2 separate regions of the Homo sapiens genome follow, and region 2 is linked to region 1. Evidence: read pairs that join two places in POLR2A ChIA-PET (ENCODE). Cell type or tissue: PC-3. All regions are shown on one strand.

The links. ChIA-PET counts read pairs that join two places held together with the same protein. Peaks named below come from ENCODE experiments on the same cell type or tissue, not always from the same donor. Only the 100,000 strongest peaks of a DNase experiment are listed, where the experiment ranks them.
Region 2: POLR2A ChIA-PET joins it to region 1 with 8 read pairs; 8 of 35 experiments call an interaction of 5 or more read pairs at or near these places.

The regions. Positions count from the first base shown.
Region 1 is chr5:10,723,983-10,726,482 of GRCh38, forward strand. All of the region lies in intron 2 of DAP (death associated protein), which reads right to left. Among named protein-coding and RNA genes, the nearest start is that of DAP-DT, 36 kb to the right of the region's middle. RefSeq lists a silencer at 2,334-2,497. In PC-3, CTCF peaks have their summits at 909 (motif pointing right) and 1,117; DNase peaks (open chromatin) are centred at 1,109 and 1,919; H3K4me3 peaks cover 1,602 bases; H3K27ac peaks cover 2,500 bases.
Region 2 is chr5:10,777,878-10,780,377 of GRCh38, forward strand. All of the region lies in intron 2 of CTD-2154B17.1 (a long non-coding RNA gene), which reads right to left. Among named protein-coding and RNA genes, the nearest start is that of CTD-2154B17.1, 7.9 kb to the right of the region's middle. In PC-3, no CTCF peak of the experiment used is centred here; no DNase peak of the experiment used is centred here.

The DNA of each region.
Region 1 (2,500 bases):
TTGGGTGCAGAAAAAAACATATAGCAAAAAAGTAAACCTGTGGGATGTGTTCAAGGCACCATACAGCAAAGGCAATCCATTTCCTTGTGCTACCCTCAAAATGTTATACAATAATTTCTGGTAAAAACTCTAAATTAAAACAATTTAAAAGCACAGCACCTCTAATCCTGTTTAAGCCTGAAATGATTTATAAATACCTACCCAGGAACTACTCTGCCACCAAAGGAATGCAGATGGCCTCAGTGAGGATTAATCCATCTCTGGAAGGTTCTTGAGGACTAACTTATCCTTTCTTATTTTCTCCAGAGTCTAGCAAGGTTCCACCTCTATAACAGAAACCCCATGAATATGGGACTGCTGTTAATTCACGCTGTGCTTTTAGTTCTTTTCAAAGCTTACAGATATTCATATTTTTCCCTCATTTTCTTTTCTCTATAAAAGTCCCATAAGAGAAAGAGACACATGCACAAATCTTGCACTACAGATGAGGAAACAGGCACCAAAGGTTCATGATTTACCAGGGGCCACCCAGGAGCAATAGGCCAGCACCCCAGGGCCCATCAGCTTAGGGCTTTCCTAGATTAAATGCTTTACACACATTTCAGGTAGACCAGGGGAGGCTGGCTCTTGTGGACTATGTGTACCTAAATTGCTTAAGAGTCATAAATGTGGTCCAAGATTTTCAAAAAGTCATAACCAGCACATGAACTAACAGACCAAAGACTCAGCCTAGGTGGGGTCAAACTAAAGCTGCAGAGGAAACATTCCTCCTTTCTGGTTCTGTGTCCCTAATGGATGAGGGCTCCAGTGACTTGGAGGGAAGAGTGCTGGTGCTCCCCAGGGCCTCTCAACCCGGGTGCGCAGCCATCTGGACAGAGTCAAGCTCTGACAAACCCAACAGCCGCCAGGGGGTGTAGCTCTCTACTCCCCCCAGGAGGAGAAGGTGGGGGTTCTGCAGCTGTGTGCTGACTTGAGCTTCTTCCTCCCCCCTCTCCCCTTCAGGCTCCCCTCTGACCCAACACCCCATGGGCTTGGCCTCGCTAAGGCTGGGAAAGGGCTGCATTTGTTTCTATCTCTGATCACATTTGGAATCCCTGGCAAAGTGAAAACAAACCTTCCATTCTTCAGCCGTGTTTGTTTTGGGCCCATTTGGCACCACCCTTCCCATTTCAGGCTTATTTTTTTTCCACTTATCGTCATCATGAATTTGGTAGAGGTGAGTCATTGGTTTTAACCCTGGCTCCAGCTTCCTCTCGTTTGTACTTTTCCAGTCTAATTTCCTTTATTTGCAGCGCCTTGAAAGTCTCCAATCGCTAGCCTCTGACATGGTTATGCCGGGTCCTGAGCTCGGGCTGTCTCCAGTCCTGAGGCGTGTGGGCTCCTGCACGCTGGGCCAGGGGTTTCTGAGTGGTTGTTGTGTTCCTGGTTCTGAGGCTCCTGCCCACAAGATCCGAAGACTCACCAGGGCAGCTGCTGACCTTCAGGTGGAGGCAGGGAGCCTCTGCAGAAGCCGGTGCCGCTGCAGAGCTGCTCCAACACTGCCGTGGTGTCTTATAAAGCCACAAAGCTTGAGTTGACAATTGGGGTAGAAGGAAAATCACTGAAACTCCTCTGTCTTAAATGAGCTTGATGGAAAGCAGTCCCTAATAATACAATCCTAGTGCTGAAAAGATGTCTCTCAACTTAAACATTTGAAGTAGGATTTTAGGCTTTCTTCTCAATAATTTCCCCACAACTCTTTGGGAAAAGGTGACTAGTTAACAGAGCAGAAACGGTGGGCAGGAGACTGGAAGTCTTTGGAGTCACACATTTGGATTCACATCTTATTTGTCAGTTACTTTGGTAATGACCTTAGGCATGCCATTAGTCTTTCTCAGTAGATATACCTGACCACAAAAGAGAGTCCCACCACTTACCTTGTAGGATGTGAAGACTAATAAGACTAAGTATGTAAAGCACCTGGTCTAAAGGTAGCTGTATTTGCTGTTATTTGGCTATTAGACTTCCTGAATACTGCTGAATTGCTTAAGTCATACTGGGGACAATCTTCTAAACTTCTCATTCCCCAAGGACCGATTAAGTTGAGACATAATCATAAAGTCAACAGGACACATGACAGATGCTTTCAAAATAGATTCAAGTCCCATGGAAAAAAATGTTCAATTCTGCCTGTTGGACAGTTGTCATTTATACTCTCTTCCGCCTCCCCTCTGGAGTCCTTATAAATATGGTGGCCAATTAGGAAGTTATCATTACTCACCCACAGTGAAAGAATAAACTGTTCATGAACCATTTTCTCCCTTTAACACAGTGTTCATACATTTCTGAAATGTGTAGGCTTCACTTGCATTGCAGAGACTGGGATGGTGTGTGTGTCTCAGATAAGTGCTGCTCACAGCGTGGTGGGGAACAAGCAGCACCACTAACTCTGGGAGCTCATGAGAAATAGTCTCAGGCCCACCCCAGCCCTGCTGAGGCAGAATCTGCATTCTGACCAGAT
Region 2 (2,500 bases), 54 kb after region 1:
ATGTGCTCCAGTCAACTAAAACAGTGGAGAAATCTTAGAAAGAAAACATTCCCTTTTGATTTATGACACAATGTATAGTTAACAAATGTAGAATTTTTTCCTGTCTGGAAATTGGCAAAATGATAAATATTACTGTATAAGCTCTGGGAGACATCTACTCTGATGAGATTTTCAGTTGTTTTGTTTTGGTTTTGTTTATAATAATTTTGAACAGCTTTGTATCACACTGAGTTAGGGGAAAGGAGAATTTACGAGAAATGCACCCTAAGTGAGGCCAGTGTATAAGGATGTACCACCTCACATGTGTGGGATAGTTTTGCAAGAGGGATTAATGGTCATCTGAACCTTCAGAAAGACTGGAGTGGGCAGCAGCAAACTCCCCCTTCCTGAGAAATTGCTAAGTCCTTCTGCAAGCAACAGCCTTGTGCCATCATTTGGCAAAATCCTCATCAAACAACTTCTTTCATTCCTCTGCTTCCACCCAGTTGTTGCAGCTCAAATTTTTATTAGGTTTTCTGGATGTAAACTTGAGATGGCTCCCAATGCAAACAGAGAAAACTCCTGTTACAGTCCATTTAAATAACTGCCCACTTGAATAGGGGAAGAGGAAACACATTCTGTATTTATTCAAAAGCAATGGAGCCTCAAACAATAAGTGAAGATTATAATATTCTTGAGGGAGGCAAAATTTTCAGTTTCAATATAAACTACACAATTGGTTATCTCTGTACCACTCAGAAAGTATCCCAGCCAAATGAGTGAAATATGCTCTGGACAGCCAAGATCCTTTACAGAACAGCAATCAAAACAAAGGAAAAAAAAGAGATAAAAATAGAACATCTCTCCCTGACACTAGCCCCCAAGCACAAAGCTATAAACCTATCAGAAGCGTAGGTTTAACATCTCATCCTTCAGGAAAATATTAATGAAGCTATAAGACGATCAGAGCTTGGATTTATGAGGCATCAGCTTCTTTCCAACTCCAGATAAACATTAAGCTCCAGCTTATAAGAGGAAAGGAGTTGATGAGTCTGGGTATAATCACTTTAAGTAAATGTAGTATCCAAAGTCTCAAAAACAAACAACTCAAAAAACAAATAAATACATAGGAAAGGGGCAGCAAACAGCTGCCTACTTTACATGTAATCTGGTCAAGCTTCACACACCTCCATCTGCAAGAGGCTCCTGAGGAGGAAACCAGGATTCACAAAGGCAAACTTCCACCCACATTCTCACAGCTGGTCAGTGGAAGAGACAGAATCAAACCTAAGGCTCTTCTGCCTTTTGCCATGAAAATAGCATATAGGTCTGAAGAAGATAATAAATTGTTGGAGCAGGAATAGAGGCACCCAGCACTTGCCTCCTCCACAAAGAAGGACCAAAACAGCAAACAGATAACCACACGTCGAATAGTGCATCTAGGATAATACACTGGAATTCAGCAGGGAAGTGGTAGGGACACTTTGAAGCATGGAGGTGGGGAAAGCAAAGCAGCTGGTCCACCTAAGATTGGTATAAAGCCAGAAGGAACTCCCCATTGTGGGGAAAAGATAGGCAAGAGATTCCCAACAGTCCACATTCCCACCACAGACTCCTGCAATACTGGTCATGAGAGAACCCCTTGGCCTTCACAGGCCCTGAGACTAGTACAGGGAGCTGCCTGGAGTATACATGACTGCATTGTCCTAGAGAGGAAATGCTGGATCCTTCTCATTCCTTAAGACCCAAGCTGCTATGGCATGGCACCATTTTGAGAGTCCAGCCTCCACCAGACTACATTCTGCCCTGGAGCCCAATATCCCCTGCATCTCCACATCCATGGAGTACCCCCTGAGCTGCCCCCATGTCCACCCAGAGGTCTTTAGCATCACAACACCATCTGGACCCAGTGGTTTGGCTGGATCCTCAGCACTCTAGCCCATGCAGTGTCCTATGGCCACACAGAGAGCAGGCAGTGCACCACACAGGAAGGCTACCCTCAGAACAGAGGGAGCCCAAGTGCATGCTCTCCAGAGCCTGGGAGCCACCTGCCCAGGGCTGCTGCCACCAGAAGCACCCCACCCCTCCAGTAGTGGGGCCACTGCACACCTGCATGCTGTCCAGCTCCAGTCTACAGCTCCCAGCGTGAGCAACACAGAAGACGGGTGATTTCTGCATTTCCAACTGAGGTACTGGGTTCATCTCACTGGGGCTTGTTGGACAGTGGGTGCAGCCCATGGAGTGTGAGCCAAAGCAGGGCGGGGCATCGCCTCACCTGGGAAGTGCAAGGGGTCAGGGAATTCCCTTTCCTAGGCAAGGGAAGCTGTGACAGACAGTATTTGGAAAATCAGAACACTCCCACCCTAATACTACGCTCTTCCAATGGTCTTAGCAAACAGCACACCAGGAGATTATATTCCGTGCCTGGCTCAGAGGGTCCCATGCCCAAGGAGCCTTGCTCACTGCTAGCACAGCAGTCTGAGATAGAACTGCAAGGAGGCAGTGAGGCTGGGGGAGGGGC